Linked DNA regions of Homo sapiens: region 2 is linked to region 1. Evidence: read pairs that join two places in POLR2A ChIA-PET (ENCODE). Cell type or tissue: Panc1. All regions are shown on one strand. Each heading gives the region's core, and the rest is flanking DNA. Links, peaks and the distances in the headings are about the cores only. Region 1 overlaps SMU1 (SMU1 DNA replication regulator and spliceosomal factor). Region 2 overlaps APTX (aprataxin).

Region 1 (9,661 bases), core at 599-8,598:
ACTGGGTAATGAGCCAAGAAGAAGGGGACTTAGAAAACTGCAAACATTGGAGTGAGCATGAGAGAACAAGTTCTCATAAAGAATACAAGTTTAAAAAGGAGAAAAACTTTAAAAAATAAGGTTCCCAAACCATCAGTGTTTGTCAACTTCCTTTTAGTCTGTGCCAGCCACCCACAGCTACCCTAAAGTTGGAGATGTGAAGCAGATGTTCAGGAAAGTATAATTGATCGGTGTTCAAAAAAGTGCTTTGTGACAGATTTCACTTTTCACTGGGTTTATGTACAAATTCTAAAAATCTCTGAACCTGTATTTTAATGCATTTAAGAGCATTGTTTAGGCCAGGCATGGTGGCAGTGGCTCACACCTGTGATCCCAGCACTTTGGGAGGACAAGGCAGGCAGATCACCTGAGGTCAGGAGTTTGAGACCAGCCTGGCCAACTTGGTGAAAACGTGGTGTACTTTACTAAAAGTACAAAAATTAGCCAGGTGTGGTAGCACTCACCTGTAGTCCCAGCTACTCGGGAGGCTGAGGCAGAATTGCTCAAACCCAGTCCGGAGGTTGCAGTGAACCAAGATTGCACCATTGCGCTCCAGCCTGGGTGACAGCAAGACTCCGTCTCAAAAAAAAAAAAAAAAAAAAAAAAGCATTGTTTATAGGACGCTTAAAAATTTTTACAAATCTCACACAAGGTTTTCAGCGTTTGTCAGTCATAAGGGAAATGCACATAAAAACCAGATACCACTTCATACCTAATAGGATAGCTCTAATCCAAAAAATGGAAAATAAGAATATGGAGAAATTGGAACCCTCTGTACTTTGTTGGTGGTAATGTAAAATGTTGCAGTTGCTGTAGAAAAGTCTGGCAGCTGCTTAAAAAGCTAAACATGGAATTACCACATGACCCAGAGCTGGCCCTCCTTTTTGGGTTTCACATCCATGGATTTAGTCAACTTTGGATCAAAAACAATTGGGAAAAATTGTTTCCTGACCATGTACAGACTTCAGCTGTTAAAAGTATAACAGCTGTTTACATAGTACTTACATTGTATTAGGTATTACCAGTAACCTAGAGCTAGATGGCTAAATTACGCAGGATGTGTAGGTTATATGCAAATAACCATCTTGTTTTATATCAGGGACTTGAGTACCCTCGGATTCTGGTATCCATGGAAAGTCCTGGAACCAGTACCCCCATGGATACTGAGGGATGACTATACAAAAGGAATTAAAAACGAATGAAGGCCGGGCGCGGTGGCTCATACCTCTAATCTCAGCACTTTGGGCAGCCTAGGCGGGCTGATCACCTAAGGTCAGGAGTTGAAGACCAGCCTGGCCAACGTGGTGAAACCCCGTCTCCACTAAAAAGACAAAAATTAGCCGGGTGTGGTGGTGGGCGCCTATAATCCCAGCTACTTGGGAGGCTGAGGCAGGAGAAACGCTTGAACCCAGGAGGTGGAGGTTGCAGCGAACCAAGATTGTATCATTGTACTCCAGCCTGGGCGACAAGAGGGAGACTGTCTCAAAAAAAAAAAAAAAAAAAAAAAACTCGTATGGTCAGTGTTTACTGTGCATTCTCAACAGCCCAAAGTGGAAACCTGACTGTCCACCAACAAATGGTTAATGTGTACCTACAAATCTCTCAATTCTCAATATACATGTGTACATACACTGTGAAATACACAGCCATTAAAAGGAATACTTTTTATACTTCCCCCAAATATGAAGCACTTTACTGTTTGATACATGGATGAACCTTTAAAACATGCTAAATGAAATAAGCCAGATAAAAAAGGACAAGTATTGTATAATTTCACTTATATGAACTAAACTTAGACAAATGCATTGAGGCAGAAACAGTACCAAAGGCTGAGGGGAAGGGAAGGAGAAGTTAATTGACAATGTTACAGGGCTTCTGTTTAGGGTGATGACATTTTGGAAATACAATAGTGGTTGCGTAACATCGTAAATAATGCCACTGAATTGCACAATTGTTTAGGAAAATTTGTTACATGTTTTACAATTAAAAATCCTAAGAACACTAAAAGAAAGTCATATTAGGTCGGTTGGTGCAAAAGTAATGTGCCATTACTTTTAATGGCAAAAACCGCAATTACTTTTGCACTAACCTAATAGTTATATCCTGAAGAGGCAGAAACTGATAGGTTTGTCTGTGTAGTTTTTCAGCTTGTATTATTACTACCACTAACAGCCTCTGTTGAACCCTTCATTACTATGTAAGCAGCCATATTTAATTCTCAGAACAATGTAATGAGGGAGAGCCTATGAAAAAACAAAGCCTATGAAACAGAGCCTATGAAAAAACATTAACCAAGGTCATCATCCACAAAAATACAAGTTCCAGCACTAACTCTGCTTTCTCTGTGATGCTTCTCCTGCCCATTCATACTTGTAGGGAATAGGAGTAGAGGCCAATTATGTCGCTTGAGAGTGCTCTTGGAACAGTGGCAAATTTTCTGTACGTGAAATTAGCTTCTCAACTTTTTTGTACGTACGGTACTGGTTCTTAACCTTGGCTACCATTGGAATTACCCGGGAAACATTAAAACACTCATCAGGTCCCACCCTCCAGGGATTCTGTATAACTCGGCTGGGTGTAGCCTAAGCATCAAAATGATTATGCGCAGCCAAGGTTGAAAGCCACCAACACTGACACATGGATTTAATATTAACCACTTGGAACAGAATACCACTGTTAAAATTGCCGTGGAAGGTTAAATAATGGGCAGCCCTTGCTATTCCAAGTTTGGTTTTTTTGTTTTTTGTTTTTGAGACCAAGTCTTGCTCTGTCACCCAGGCTGGAGTGCAGTGGCACAGTCTCAGCTCACTGCAACCTCTGCCTCCCGGGTTCCAGCTATTCTCCTGCCTCAGCCTCCTAGGTAGCTGGGACTACAGGCGTGTGCCACCATGCCCGGCTAATTTTGTATCCTTAGTAGAGACAGGGTGTCACCATGTTGGCCAGGGTGGTCTTGAACTCCTGACCTCGTGATCCACCCACCTCGGCCTCCCAAAGTGCTGGGATTACAGGCTTGAGCCACCGTGCCCGGCCTATTGTAAGTTTTAAACAACCTCAGACCAGGGAACTTCCTCACTTGGACATACACTTCATAGCAATTTCTTCTCTTAAAATAGTGGAAAATGAAGCTGTAAAAGCACAGTGAATGAGAACACTAGCAAGCTATGGCAATTTGAAAAAATGTGATTTTAAGAGTCAGTCTTGCACCTTTATCATTTAAATTTGGTTATCTCAGCATGAAACTTCTGAGACTGACAGCAAGAATTAAAACACCTTTTGTATATGCGGAAACTACCCTGTAGTCTACCTGCTCTCAAATTTGAGCACGCTTGCTGGGCCCCACCACCAATTTCTGATTCTGTAGGTCTGGGATAGGACCTTAGAATGTGTCTATCACGTGACACTTGTAAGAACCACTGTTCTAGCACAAGCCAAAAGAAGTGACAGCAAAGACTGACATCCAGAATCCTCTAATTCAGTTCTCTCTACTCATCTCACTACCTGTGCTCTGCTTAGGTGAATGTGTTTGCAGCATGTGGAGGAACAATCCATGTATTCTTTGTCCCTGCCCAAACCTAAAGATTGAGGAGGAACTGACAGCAATATTGAGAGTGAGGCAAGAGAGAAAAAAAACCTAGCTTCGGAGTCACATCTGGTTTTCAATGCGAGCTTCGTGCAAGTTGGACTGAGTTAGGTGCCTCACGTCTGGAAACCTGTTTCTTCATGTGCATTTGCGCACCCTCATTACATTGTTCTGAGAATTAAATATGGCTGCTTACATAGCAAGGAAGGGCTCAACAGAGGCCGTTAGTGGTAGTAATAATACATGCTGAAAAAAAACAACTGGTGAAGAAGATACTGAATTGTACCTGAGATTTATACCATTTGCTGTTAAAAAAAAAAAAAAAAAAAAAGCCATACTACTCCCAAATACCTCCGCGCAATGTTTTCCAGTCATTAATTCAACAGCAGAATAGGGGATAGGACAAATGTCCTTATGCTCATGGAATTAATTTTAACGCCAGGTAGTTTAGCTTCTATGTTAAGTGCTAGAGAGCAGCATCCGTTAAATCTGGTGGCTGCAGCAGAGCACTTCCCTAGGAACCGACTGCACACGCCCAATTCAGAAGGAAGTGAGCACTGATTCCCGGCAGCCAACTCCCGTTCGCGCAGCCGCTGCCACCGGCCCTTAAGACGATGTGACCGCCAATTTTGTAACAGTGACGTCACCCGACGTCTGCAGGCCCTGACAGTTGGCTCTAGCGGGTGCGCAGTCTCCCTACCCCCGGTAAGGGGCTCTACCGGCCCTGGACCCAAGATGGGACTCCTACCTCCGACCACCCGGAGCAGCGGCGCCCCAGATCCGGCCGTCCGCCCTGCGCGTGCGCGGCCCGACCCCGCCGCGGTCTGGCTGTAAGGGCGCTGGAGGGGAGCTGGGCTGCCCCAGCCTTCAATGCTGGAGGGACGGCCGCGTGGGGCTTCAGAAAGGCTAGGCGCCGAGGAGTGTAAGCAGCGTGTGCCCATTTAAAGACAAAATCAGTGTGTTTTTCAGGTTTGTACGAAATGAAGTTGTAGAAAGATTAACAAGGGTTACCTGGGAAAGGCAGATTTTCAACTTAGCGTTTACATGTTCACCCAGTGCATTATTTTATTTAAAAAGAAGAAAAATATATACTTAACGGCTCCTAATCCAGCTCTCTTTGCCTGGTCTCCCAAGACACCTATCATTTTGCCCAGCACATACCTTGCCGCTGTGCCACACTGGAGTCCCCGGTTAGGTTCCCTGTGCTTAGACCGCCCCCTAGTCCCTCCAGGAAGCCTTTCCCAACCCTTTCGCGTTAACTGCCCGCCTCATCATCACAAAGGTAACTTGAGCTTTTATCAGTTTTAATTACTCCTTTTAATTTGCTCTTCTTCCCTATGTTTAGGCAGAAACGAGTCTTTTTTTAACCATATTCATCACCTGGTGCCAGCAACAGAAGTGTTCCCTAAAAATTCCTAGAATAAACCAACACGTGCTGACTAGATTCTCCATCTTCATAAACGGTGATACAAACTATGCACATCATAACTACCAGCTTCATGAGGTCAAGACTAAATCAAAAATTCTCAAGGACTTTTCTAAAAATTTTTTTAGCATAAACTGTTTCCTCTAACTTAAACTTCTCTTAAGTGAACGTGTCTTTCCACTGGGATGACTGTCTACATGCTCAGGAATCCTGAATTCATGACTATGTTCAACTCCCACGACCATTTTTAAATCATCAAAATGGCAGCAAATGTCATTACCTGGACCAAAAAGCTGCAGGTTTTGTGGCAAATGGGAAATGTGTTATAGAATATGACTGGGAAAGAGGGATTTCTTAGTGCTGCCCAGAATTAATTCAGCAAACACTGAACATTACTACGTGCCACATATAGGATCATACTGCATTTCAGGTCACCATCAAAGGTAAATTACAAGGCTGGGCGCAGTGGCTCATGCCTGTAATCCCAGCACTTTGGGAGGCCAGGGCAGGCGGATCACCTGAGGTCAGGAGTTCAAGACCAGCCTGGCCAACATGGCAAAACCCCCGCTCTACTAAAAATACAAAAATTAGCCAGGCATGCTGGCATGCGCCTGTAGTCCCAGCTACTTGGGAGGCTAAGGCAGGAGAATCGCTTGAACCTGGGAAGTGGAAGTTGCAGTTAGCTGAGATGGCACCACTGCACTCCAGCCTGGGCAACAGAGCAAGACTCCATCTCAGAAAAATAAAATAAATTTTTTAAAAAGGTAAATTACAAGACTGCAAAACTTTTTAAAAAAACCTTCCCCACTAGTTTGTACCTAATAAATGCTAACATTTAAAAGGGGGCACAAAAGGCCTGCAGAAATAAGAACTCACGTTCTTGAAAGTACTGCCTAGCATGGTATCTTCCTCATCATCAGAGGTGCTCTATACATCTTCAGTTGAAACGTGAAACAGACATCCATATGCAAAATATTTTCAAGGGTTTTGTTGGCTTTTACATGTTTTTCTTTAGATAACTGGTAATGATGCACATTACAAAGGAGACTTTTCTAAATCTCAAGTCCTTTGCTAATTTTTCTTTGGAACAACAGCACATTTTCAATGCCAAACCTTCTCCTACAACATACAAAGGGGAGATGCCAAAACTCTGAATTCTTGTAACGGATCCTGCAACTAGTTCTATCCAGAAGATGGAGACAATATTCCCTGGAGTTGACTGAACATGTGAGAAGGCACAGCTCAGAAGGAGAGGAAGGCTGAGGGCAGTGAAATGAGAACCTATGCATCACCTGGCCTTTTTACATGTTAGTCTATCCTACTATCCCAGGAATTCACTTCTGCTGTACTTGAGATTCAGGGATAATAATGTGACTCCTCCTCCCACATTCTAAGTAAATATGTTAACTAGATGAGCATTTATGTACATTTTAGAACAAAGTCTCCAGAAAGGTATAAAGTTTATTAACATCTTTAAAAAAAAAAAAAAAAAAAAAGATGGGCCGGGCATGGTGGCTCACGCCTGTGATCCCAGCACTTTGGGAGGCCAAGGCGGGTGGATCCTTTGAGGTCAGGAGTTTGAGACCAGCCTGGCCAACATGGTGAAACCCCATCTCTACTAAAAATACAAAAAAATTAGCCAGGCATGGTGTCGCACACCTGTAGTCCCCAGCTACTCGGGAGGCTGAGGCAAGAGAATCGCTTGAACCTGGGAGGCGGAGGTTGCAGTGAACCAAGATCGTGCCGCTGCACTCCAGCCTGGGCAACAAGCAAAACTCCATCTCAAAAAAAAAAAAAAAGATGGAACAGAACACAGCTACTGAATATGATATAGTTCCTTATTTACAAGTTTTACTATGGGAGGGACATTTTCCTCAGCATTTCAAATAATCAGAGGAGTAGAATTTTTTTCTAGAAATATCAGTATTTCACTCTCCAGGTCGAAGATTAATGAAAACATTAAGTGACTGCACCAGTTAGAAGAAGATAAACTAATACCTTAAAAATATATAAAAAAAGAAAGGGTAGTTGCTACTTAAACATGAATTTTCACAAAATTATTCTGTGACTAATTCAGACAATCTATTTGCTTAGAAAAGCTGGCAAAAAAAAAAAAAAGCACATTACATGAATATGCTTCATTTAAGTACATGCTTTCGAGCTGATTTAAAAAGAAAAGTTGAATTATGGTTTCCAGAGCTTTAGGAGTCCATCTTCACTGTAGGTAGCAATCAGGTTCTGATGAGGGTGATGTGCAATACCAATCACATCCTTCTCGTGCACCTGGAACATGTAAAGCACAGGGTTAGGATGTACAGATCTGCAATAAATCACTCTGATGAGGCTTCCAGAGGTGGGTGGAAGGGAAAAAGAGATCTTGGGAGGCCACATATTCCAAATGGCATAGGAGAAAGATGGAGGAGGGTTTTCCAACTCACATCACATTGTGACATAATAATAAACTTTAGGCTGGGCGCAGTGGCTCATGTCTGCAATCCCAGTACTTTGGGAGGCAGAGGCGGGTGGATCACTTGAGGTCAGGAGTTCAAGACCAGCCTGGCCAACAGGGTGAAACCCCGTCTCCACTAAAGATACAAAAAATTAGCCAGGAGTGGTGGCATGTGCCTGTAGTCCCAGTTACTTGGGAGGCTGAGGCAGGAGAATCACTTGAAACCAGGAGGCAGAGGTTGTAGTGAGCCGAGATCACACCACTGCACTCCAGCCTGGGTGACAGAGTGAGACTCCCTCTCAAAATAAAATAAAATAAAATAAAAATAAACAAACTTATATAGTGTTAAGCCACCGAGATTTGGGGATCATCATAGCAGCTGACATTAATTTTACTTCTTGAATTTGACATGGAGCTAAATGTTTTAAAACAACATATTTTATACTGAGGGTCACATCGATAGCTCTGGAAAAGGCACATACTTCAGAGTTCAGAAAGACACAAGTCCTACCATATTTCTTTAGATGAACTTAGTAAGTAATACTCACTGTCAAAGTTCTCTCCAGTTTGCCAGTGACTGTACTGAAACAGTAGAGCACAAAGTCCTCCCCTACACAGTAGATCCATTCACCACGGGGAGAGAGGGCACAGCAAACAAAGTCCCCACCTTCTCTTTTACCAGAACTGAAGCTTCTGACAATCTAGATCACACCACACCCCAAGAAAAAAACATCAGGATTAGTAGCAGCTCAACCATGTGCAGCATTTTAAACTGACATTTTTACGTTGTTATTTTGCACTTTGGTTTACTATCATTTGTAATTAGATCTCCAGTCCTGTTCATCATGTGCTAACTCCCCTTGCCTGGGAAATATTCAATAGATAAGTAATCTAAACTAAGTGGCAGACAAAAATTTAGAATTCATACATCCCACGTCACCAATCATGCCCTAAAGAGACATATTACCCTTAAGCAAATTTCATTGCCATACAAAAAACAATTTTCTAAATCAATATACCAGTATTTCTCAAAGCTTTCTGGATGTCTGCTCTCCAGTTTCCTCTAACAGAATGAGAAGCTTTCCCCATACAGGATGACACTCAGTCTCTAAGACTTTGCTTGCTCTATTGATACATTAAAATCATCATAAACCAAGCTGAGAGAAACCAATCTGAAAAGGCGAACAGTTTACATACTATATGCTTCCATTTCTATACCATTTTCAAAATGACAAAATTATAATAATGGAAAACAGATCAGTGGTTGCCAAGGGTTAGGGCTTGGGATTAACCTGAAATTTAAAACATGATACCATTTACATTAGCAGCCCCAAAGTGAAAATACTTAGGTATAAATCTAACAAAATACATACAATATTTAAATGAGGAAAATTACAAAATTCTGATGAAGGATATCAAAGAACTACACAGAGATATTCTATGTTCATGAACAGGAAGACTCAATATGGTAAAGATGTCAGTTCTTCCCAACTTAATCTACAGATTTCATACAATCCCAATCAAAATCCCAGCAAATTATTTTGTGGATATTGACAACCCAATTCTAAAGCTTACGCAAAGAGGCAAAAGACCCAGAATAGCGAACTCAATGTTGAAAGAGAAGGACAAAGTTGGAGGGCTCACAATACCCAACTTCAAGATTTACTACTAATCTACAGTAATGAAGACAGTGTGGTATTGGATCAATGGAACAGGATACAAAGCCCAGAAATACACTCAACTGATTTTTGACAAAGTAGCAAAAGCAATATAATAGAGAAAAGATAGTGTTTTCAACAAGAGATGCCATAATTCGACACTTACATGCAAGAAAATGTATCTAGACACAATAAAATAAAGACCTTACAGTCTTCACAAAAATTAACTCAAAATGGATCACAGACCTAAATGTAAAACTCAAAACTGTATTTAAAACTCTTAGAGGATAACAAAAAAGAAAATCTAGATGATCTTGAGTTTGATGACTTTTTAGATACAACTCCTAAGACATGATCCATGAAATAACTGATAAGCTAGACTTCATTAAAATTAAAATTTTCTACTCTGTAAAAGCCACTGTCAAGAAAATGAGGCCAGATGCAGTGGCTCATGCCTGTAATCCCAGCACTCTGGGAGGCTAAGGTGGGAGGATCACTTGAGGCCAGGA
Region 2 (9,661 bases), core at 583-8,582, 77 kb before region 1:
ACACTGTTGGTGGGAGTGTAAACTAGTTCAACCATTGTGGAAGACAGTGTGGTGATTCCTCAAGGATCTAGAACTAGAAATACCATTTGACCCAGTGATCCTATTACTGGGTATATACCCAAAGGATTATAAATCATGCTACTATAAAGACACATGCACACATATGTTTATTGCAGGACTATTCACAATAGCAAAGACTTGGAACCAACCCAAATGTCCATCAATGATAGACTGGATTAAGAAAATGTGGCACAGATACACCATGGAGTACTATGCAGCCATAAAAAACGATGAGTTCATGTCCTTTGCACGGACATGGATGAAGCTGGCAACCATCATTCTCAGCAAACTATCACAAGGACAGAAAACCAAACACCACATGTTCTCACTCATGGGTGGGAATTGAACAATAAGAACACTTGGACACAGGGTGGGGAACATCACACACCAGGGCCTGTCGTGGGGTAGGGGGCTGGGGGAGGGATAGCATTAGGAGAAATACCTAATGTAAATGACATTAATGGGTGCAGCAAACCAACTTGGCACATGTATACCTATGGAACAAACCTGCACGTTGTGCATATGTACCCTAGAACTTAAAGTGTAATAAATGTATATATATATATATGTGTATGTATGTGTAGATACATGTGTGTGTATATATATGTGTATATATATATGCATGTGTGTGTGTATATACATATATGTGTGTGTGTGTATATATATATATATACACACACACGAAAATTAGCCAGGCATGGTGGCAGATGCCTGTAATCCCAGCTACTCGCGGGGCTGAGGCAGGAGAATTGCTTGAACCTGGGAAGTGGAGGTTGCAGTTAGCCAAGATTGTGCCATCACACTCCAGCCAGGGGGACAAGAGTGAGACTTCGTCTCAAAAAAAAAAAAAAAAGTTTTCAATTTTTAAATTTCTACTGCTATCAGCTTTTTATTCTGAATATTGTTTATTTTTGCCTTCTTTATAAATCAACTTATGTCATTATTACTGTTATATGCAATATATGTTTTACATAAGAAAATAAATGTCTTTTCTCACTAAAAAAAAAAATATTCCCCATCTGATAATGCTTAAAAATGCTTCAACTGGACATTCACGGAAATGAATCTAAATAACAATCTTACCCCTTTCACAAAAATTAACTCATAGACATAATGGATCACAGACATAAATATAAAACATAAAAGTATAAAACTCCTAGAAGATAATATAGGAGAAAATCTAGGTATCTAGGTGACCTTGAGTTTAGCAATGACTTTACAACACCAAAATACAATTTACAAAAGATAAAATGTAAAAATTGGACTTCGTTAAAATTAAAAATCCTTCAATTGAGGACAAAGCTTTTTGTTGTACAAAAAGAATTGAAATGCAAATTCCTGTCTGGAAAAGATAATAGTGATCTGTAAAATCATGCTGAAGTATAAAAGACTAATAGCAGATCCTGTGTTTCTGTGCTCGGGGGTAGAAGGCTACTCATGTATAAGAAAATAGGAAGAAACAATATTTGTGGGCTAAGGTGGAAGGATCACTTGAACCCAGGAGTTCAAGGCTGCAGTGAGTTATAATCATGCCATTGCACTCCAACCTAGGTGACAGAGTTAGAACCCATCTCAAAAAAAGAAAAAAGAAAAAAAAATTTGTGAAATATACAAGGAGCAAAGCCTTATCCTACACTTAAGCATCCTGACATGTGACTTCTCTGATGGAAACAAGAAAACCTGATGGTTCAGGTCTTGAAACTAGAGTAAGTATTTTCTTCTTATCAACAGCCAAGGCAGTCTCTGTAAATCTCAGGTCCAACCCAACATTCAATTTATAGCCATAAATATTTTCATTATTTTTAAAAATTTATTTCATCATAAAAATAAAATTCTTTTTTTTTCTTTTTGAGACCCAAAAGAGACTCCAGCTTGTCACCCAAGCTGGAGTGCAGTGGCATGACCACGGCTCACTGCAGACTTGACCTCCCAGACTCAAGCAATCCTCACCTCAGCCTCCTGAGCAGCTGGGACTACAAGTGTTTGCCACCACACCCAGCTAATTTTTTAACTTTTTTTTTTAGAGATGGAGTCTCACCATGTTGCCCAGGCTGATCTCGAACTCCTGGGCTCAAGCAATCTGCCTGCTTCAGCCTCCCAAAGTGCTGGGATTACAGGTGTAAGTCACCATACCCAGCCAAAAGAAAATTCTTAATATTAAAGTATATGAACTTTGACTCAAAAGTTTTTTTTTAAAGCAAAAGAAAAGGCAAAAATAAGAGTTATAAAGAAAACCTACTTTTCTAAAAAACAGCGTTTTATAAGCAGACATCTAGCAAATATTATCAAGAAAAAAAGAAGAAATACAAAATGCAAGAAATGAGAAATTGGAATAGGAACAACAGAAGTCAAAATGTGGCCAAAAAGGCCAGGTGCAGTGGCTTATGCCTATAATCCCAACACTTTGGAAGGCTGATGGGAGGATCCCTTGAGGCCAGGAGTTCAAGATCAGCCTGGGCAACATGGTGAGACCCTGTCTCTACCAAAAAAAGAAAAAAAAATTAATCAAGTATATAATCTTTGTTTGTCTCTCAAAAATATATTAAAAGGGACTCATTTATACCCAGAGAGACCAACCCTTCTTCAAATCCCCTTCTTTTCCCCAAATCTCCCAGAGCCCTCCAAAGCTCCCACTTCCCAGATGCCTCAAAGTCTGCCCCAAATATTCACCTATCTTTTTCAGTCCTTCACCCCCTTCTGTCTTCACTATGTAGATTGGTTTAGCTTCACTAACTTTTTTGTTTTCTTTCCACTTCTCCCATTACTTGATTTCTCTAACACAAAGGATGTTCTGGGAACTGATCCAACAAGCCAAAATTCTAACCATTCTTCTCATTTTCCATCTTTTCTTCCCCTTTTCCTGATACTTTTGTTAAAATCTGGGGACCAGGCCAAATACATAAATCAATCTATAAATCTTATTCCCCAAACCCATCCCATCACGAATGTTTCAGAGTCAAAGTCAATACTGAAAGAGAAGCCCTAGGGAACCAAGAGGATTCACCCCCAGAATTCAAGGTGGTTCAGTATTTGGAAACCAAATGTAACATTTCATATCAACATAATTTACAAGGGAAATCATGGGATCTCAATGGGTGGTGAAAGGCATTTGTAAGTACAAACAGAAAGTTGCTATGGACAGCAATTTTGAATAACTAAAATGTAGTTGGTGTCTCGCAGACATTGAGGTTAGGGGCAAACAGAGAAAAAGCCACTATTTTTCTAGATCTAGTGTTAGGAATATCAGATCCATCAGATCAAATGAATTACCTTCACGTGTGTCATTCTCAGACTCAAGCAAATTTGGTCTTGAAATCTGGCCTTGCAGGATGCCTGTCTCTGGAGGGCCACAGAACACTCGAATGGAACTGGCATTATTTGTAAAAAAAAAAAAAAAATTAGCCACTTTTTGTTGTATCAGCTATTAATATAAATAATTGAATGTTGATTACATTCCTTTGTGACCTATCACTTTTTAAAAATAAAATTTGAGGCTTTTTTCACACTCCCAAATATGTATTCACTGTAGCTAATTTAGAAGCGTGCACAACAATATAACACAATTTAAATTATCCACATTCTTACCACCAAGAGAGGACCGCTAATTAACGTTTTAGTATATTCTCTCCCAGCATGAATTTGGGAATGCAAGCACTCTTGATGTTTAATTAGGACATAAGTTGGTTGCTGATATTATAAGTCACTTCTATGTTTCAAATCCCTCAATGGAACATCAGAGGCTACTAGAATAAAGAGTTCTGATAGATTCTCCAGGCAAGAGATTAAACTTTGCCCCAAAGCACCAGAGAGATTAGATGCCCAGTGGTAGCAGAGTGACTTTCTGTGTGTAGTTTGGAAAAAAGGACTGCCAGTTGGTTCAAAATAATTAGAATCTAGGGGATACACACACACACACACACACACACACACACACACACACACACACACACACGCACACCAGCTGAGAAGACCTGCCCTAGAAAATCCATGGATTATTGATTTTTGGGGTGCTTCCCTTGAAATTACATGCAAAACATATGGGAAAGGGGCTATCATCTTCACCAAATTTTGGATCTATGACTCCCTCAAAATGTCAGGACCCCTGGTACATAAAGTCCTTTTCAATTTTAATATTCTTGTACTCTTTGGCATTGGAGCTTTTATTCTGCCTGCTTAAAAGACAGAAGGCTTGGAAGAGATGGAAGACAGATGAAGCTAGGTTCTTCTATCAAAAGGAGGTTTGCGGGGAAGCTGGCCCATGGAAAATGCAGACACAGCCCTTTACCTTCTCTGTATATTGACCGTCCTGCTTTGACAGTGCTTCCTCTAATATTTGACCACCAGCGACTTAGCAATTGTCGATGTAAAAATGATGCCATTTTTGAAGAATATGCCCAAAAGAAGTGTCTGCTACCAGTGCTACTCCCAGGTATTCTTGTGATGTGAACAACAGTCACTAACTTGGGGTCAAATTAAGAAAATTTGCCAGCATATTTTCAATGCCTACCATGCATTGACATGCCCCAAGACCCATTTCATGATTGCCAGAATCAGGCTTCAACCTTGGCTCTAGCCAACTTATTATTTTTTTTAATAGAAAGAATGTTTTTTGGGGTTTGTTTGTTGAGACACAGTCTTGATCTGTCACCCAGGCTGGAGTGCAATGGCACGATCTCAGCTCACAGCAATCTCTGCCTCCTGGGTTGAAGCGATTCTCGTGCCTCAGCCAGCCAAGTAGCTGGGATTACAGGCGCGTGCCACCACACCTGGCTAATTTTTGTATTTTTGGTGGAGACAGGGTTTTGCCATGTTGGCTAGGGGCTAGGCTGTTCTCGAACTCCTGACCTCAAATGATCCGCCAGCCTCAGCCTCCCAAAGTGCTGGGATTATAGGCGTGAGCCATCGCGCCCAGCTTCCAGCCAACTTTAGAGTCTATTTCACCTCTCAGCCAAACAGCCTCCCAGTCAATCGTGTATGTTTTGTATTTTGACCCACACACTGGTTTTCCCTCAAACTTCTATCTTAATTAGGAGATACGTTAAACACACATCAGTCTTATTTTAAAAGCCCCTTAAATATTTTATTTTGAAGCATTGATTCTGAAACATAAGATACTTTATAAAAGGGCTTCAAAAACAGCTTTGTCTTGTGGAAGACAATTAAAAATTTATTGTTCAAATGCTGCCATCTGGTGGCCAAACATGGCAAGCCCCGAAAATAGACCATTCACAGAAAAGATACGGAAAACCCCAGTTTCCCTAATCACTTGCTTTGTTAGCAAAGATTTGGAAAATTCTGTGGAAAAATATTAACATGCTTATGTTCCACTAATTCTAACCTGTAAGATATACTTTTTTCCCATAAACAATGGCAGTAAGATGTTTATCAGAATGTTTCCAAAGTCATATGAAGGAAAAATGAAGAAGGCAAGAAAAAATGTTTAAATAAAAAAAATTAAAGATCAACACCTGTGAAAAAAAGGGATTTAAAAAATAAAAATAACTGTTTCTAAGGGCAAAGATGCAGACTCACTGGACAACATGCTTGCCAATCAAATTCAGATGTAACAGAAAAAGTTATCTTTTCTACATCCATTCCAAGTGTATTGACACAGGTGTCATTCACTCAACGAAATTTTATTGCAAGGCTGTTTTGTTCCATATTCTTTTAATTTCGTTGGGTACATGATGGAGAACCAAAAAAACTACCTTTCCTAGAGAACCTCATGAGAAACAGGGACCCCACACCGTAAGATTGTACGTACGGTTGCACCCTATGTGGCCCTCAGTCTCAAGTGAGTGTGAGCTAAAAGCTTCTGCTTGCAGGGCATGCCTTTTCTCATTCACATAAAGGGGACATAGAGGCTTTGAGCTACTGCGGGGATGTGGGGGATTCAGATACCTATTGGGGCCTCCCTCCCACATCTTGGGTCTCTTTCCTAATGCCTGGCCAGCTGGAGGGAACACATTTTAGTATTTGACCTATTGACCCTCTTGCTTTGTCATGAACATCTTCCACTTTGTGGGTTCTCGAAAGCAGTCCTAGTCTCTGAGCAATGTATTTGTAACCTAGAGAATGCCTGTGATTCAGCTGCTCAACTGGCTCTTCAGACATCCCCAGATGCCCCCTTCTCTGCCCTGGGCCCAGCTTCCTACCTCCAGAATGCAGCTGGGGAAAGAGCCGCAAAGGCTGGTGGTCTGGTGACCCAGGACATGGAGGTGCCTCTGGACCCTGGCAACTCCAACTAGCATTCTAGGAGGACCTCCCACAGTTTCTGGAGAAGATTCTACAAAAGGTCTTTGGCCAGTAACTAATTCTTCAATGTGAATAAATGATAGTTTTTTTCCTCCAATAAATGTCAAACAGTACTAGTTGGGGGTGGGGGCAGTGGGTTGTGTCAGCTTTCAACTTGTGGCTGCCAGAACTACAATGCTTCTTCTTGGTTGGTAAAATATTTAAAAAAAAAAAAAAAAAAGCCTGGCGCAGTGGCTCACGCCTGTAATCCCAGCACTTTGAGAGGCTGAGGTGGGAAGATCACTTGAGCTCAGGAGTTTGAGACCAGCTTGGCCAACATGGTGAAACCTCATCTCTATTAAAAATATAAAAATTAGCCAGGCATGGTGGTGGGCGCCAGTCCTCCACAGTGACCTGAGACCCCTCCTGTATATCCCAGATGCATGGTAATGACCCTTTTCTCTTGAGATTCTTAAACTGGGGTCCACAGACCCTATGGAAGCACGTCAGTGGCTCCATAAATTCCCTGATAACATATACAAAATGTGTAAATATTCATTATGCTGAAGAGGTTTCACGGCTTTCATCACATTTTTAAAAATTAGTCTATGGTAGAATCTTCAGAGCCCTGCGAAAGTCTCCCTCCAAGTTGGAGTTGTTGGAAGCAGAGGGAAGCATTTAGGCCAACACTGACAGATGAGTCCTAACTCTCTGATATCCAGCCATGTCCAGTCTGTGTGACTATCAGATGCCAGGCTCTAGAAAATATCCCTGAATCTAAAGACATCCTTAACTACCATCTCAAGTATGATCTAGTCCCTACAAGGACCATTTGTACCTGGGTATCTCAGAGACAGGCCCAGAGAAGGAAAAATACTTACGCTCTGAGCCTAAGGCTGGCAGCGTTCATTACAGGTCCCAGACCAAGCCACTGGACTGATCTCTGGGCATGAAGAGGGAACGGGAGCAACTGAGGGGAAGTCATCTCCAGACATGGCTCCTAAGAGCCTGGGGCCAAAGGAGCTCTGCCAAACTCCTGAAGAAAGGAAGGGCTGATCCCTGTAACGAGGGACTCCCCTTCAGCTAATGCCGGAGGTCTCCCCAGACTCTGAAATAACCCTGACACAGCAGAGGGAAGGCAGACCTATGACAGGCCCAGGCAGCTAACCAGAAAATGCTATTTGTGTCCTGGCAGGGAACAGCCAAATCCATAAGCTTCAGAAATGCAAGGTGCTTTGAAGCCAAAGGTTCATTTATATTGTGGTTCTCAAACATCAATAAAATCAAGTTCATCCTGAATGGTTTAAAATGAAGATTCTTAGGCCCTCAGGATTGTGATTCAGTAATTATTTGGTAAAGCCCAAGTGCTTACATTTTTTTAAAGGGAAACCAGTAATTCTGATCTAAGGAGTCCATGGAGTACATATTTAGAAAGTTTCCAGGGGCAGTAAGGCTTCAGATGCAGAGAGAGGCATGGATAAGGTGAATTCCTCTTTCCCAGCCTCCACTGAGATAAAAGCAGAGGCTTCCAGTTACCATTTATTGAGTCTTTCTCTATGCAAGATACTATGCTAAACCCTTTACATAGATTATTTAATCCTTATAACTCAACTCTGTTATGCTCATTTACATATGTGAATTCCAAAGTTCAGAGAAAATAAGTAACTTGCCCAAGATCCCTCAGCTGTGAGTAGCAGAGCCAGGACTGGAACCCAGGTCTGAATCCAGAGCCTGTTTTTAACTAATATGCCCATGATTTTTTTTTTTTTTTTTTTTTTTTTTTTGAGATGGGGTCTCACTCTGTCACCCAGGCTGGAGTGCAGTGGCACAATCTCGGCTCACTGCAAGCTCCGCCTCCTGGGTTCACACCATTCTCCTGCCTCAGCCTCACAAGTAGCTGGGACTACAGGTGCCCGCCACCATGCCCGGCTAATTTTTTTTTTGTATTTTTAGTAGAGGCGGTGTTTCACCATGTTAGCCAGGATGGTCTCGATCTCCTGACCTTGTGATCTGCCCGCCTCGGCCTCCCAAAGTGCTGAGATTACAGGCGTGAGCCACCGTGCCCAGACAATTTTCAAGAGTTTCTGTGCCTGGTACCTGATGACAGCAAATAAAAGGCTATGAAGCCACATGCCCTCTGCAGCTGGGTTGGGGAAGAACGTCCAGGAGCCACAGTGTATGTAGACAACCACCTCAGGAGACGAAGCAGACAATCAAGCAGGCCCAAAGGTCCAGCATCAAGCCAGATAGAAGAACTATGGATGGATGGACTAATGACCTAAGGATTACAATCCTGGAGTGCAGAAGGAGCAGAGAAAAGAGATGAAAGATGTTGGGAATGAGAGATGGACAAAAAGGGCTAAAGGAACTGGCTGATCTCAGGGAAATCAATGAAATGCCACGGAAAGCTTTTGATCAGCACAGGTCCAAGGCCCCTGGGTTCTATGGCTTCTGCTGTTAGTCTTGCATTTATACTGTTCAATTGATAAGAAAAATAATGAGTTGATGCATCAGAATCAATACCAACTTTGGATAGTGCCCAGGAACCATTGTAGAATATTAGATGCTCATCCACTAAAGGGGCATAACAATAGCACGTAACCTCATAGAGTTATGTACAGTGAGAATTCAATGAGATCACTTGAGTACAGTGTTTAGCATAATGCAGGACACACAGGAGTCAGACAAATGTGAGCTGCTATGATCATTAATTATATAATTATTACTATACCTATGTTCACTAAGTAACCACTGTGGCATCTTGTTTGTTTGTGAAAGACATTGAGGTCAAATGTCTCTATGGACTGTGGCTTTTTCTCTCCAGAAGAAGCTTTTGTTAAGGGTGTTTCCTTTTTTCTCACAACTTGAGTGAAAAGTCACATCCCCAAAGATATCCACAATTTCATCAAACCCAACTTTTTAGTTTTCCCTTCACCTTTAGTTCTAATATTATCCCAAAAAACAACTGAATACAACTGTTTTATCCAAATTTATTCTCAGGGAAAAAGAAAGTAGTGGCTCTACGCAACTTTTTCATTCACCAACCACCTTTCCATGCATCAGAACCTATGCTGTGATTGTTAGCTGAACTTCAATAGTTTCCACCTACTTAAGAGAGATGCCTCAAACAAATTAACTTTATTTTCAGACAACAGGTCCAAGAAGACTTCACAGCTCAATCATGACGAACATGTGGCTGTTTCCTCACAGCCAGGAACCCTCGGTATTAGAAGAAAACTCCAACCCCCCACACCATCATCTAGCCTCTTTTCTCACTGTGAAGAACTGATGAGACAGAATTCCTGAGAAGGGAACATTTAGGTAATCTGGGATAGAAGGGCATGGAAGGACTGGACAAACTAAGCCT

Evidence for each region. Peaks named below come from ENCODE experiments on the same cell type or tissue, not always from the same donor. Only the 100,000 strongest peaks of a DNase experiment are listed, where the experiment ranks them.
Region 2: POLR2A ChIA-PET joins it to region 1 with 10 read pairs; 3 of 35 experiments call an interaction of 5 or more read pairs at or near these places.

What each region holds. Positions count from the first base shown.
Region 1 is chr9:33,040,064-33,049,724 of GRCh38, forward strand. It overlaps SMU1 (SMU1 DNA replication regulator and spliceosomal factor), which reads right to left. Exons shown (of 12, transcript NM_018225.3): 11 at 8,043-8,195; 12 at 1,702-7,328. The coding sequence ends at 7,230. Among named protein-coding and RNA genes, the nearest start is that of DNAJA1, 20 kb to the left of the region's middle. RefSeq lists an enhancer at 3,920-4,421 and a silencer at 4,276-4,595. In Panc1, for the core only: CTCF peaks have their summits at 4,816 and 5,021; DNase peaks (open chromatin) are centred at 4,198, 4,648 and 4,768; H3K4me3 peaks cover 1,678 bases; H3K27ac peaks cover 2,150 bases.
Region 2 is chr9:32,963,346-32,973,006 of GRCh38, forward strand. It overlaps APTX (aprataxin), which reads right to left. Exons shown (of 8, transcript NM_001195248.2): 8 at 9,271-9,661. Among named protein-coding and RNA genes, the nearest start is that of APTX, 33 kb to the right of the region's middle. In Panc1, for the core only: CTCF peaks have their summits at 5,287 (motif pointing left) and 5,487; a DNase peak (open chromatin) is centred at 5,216.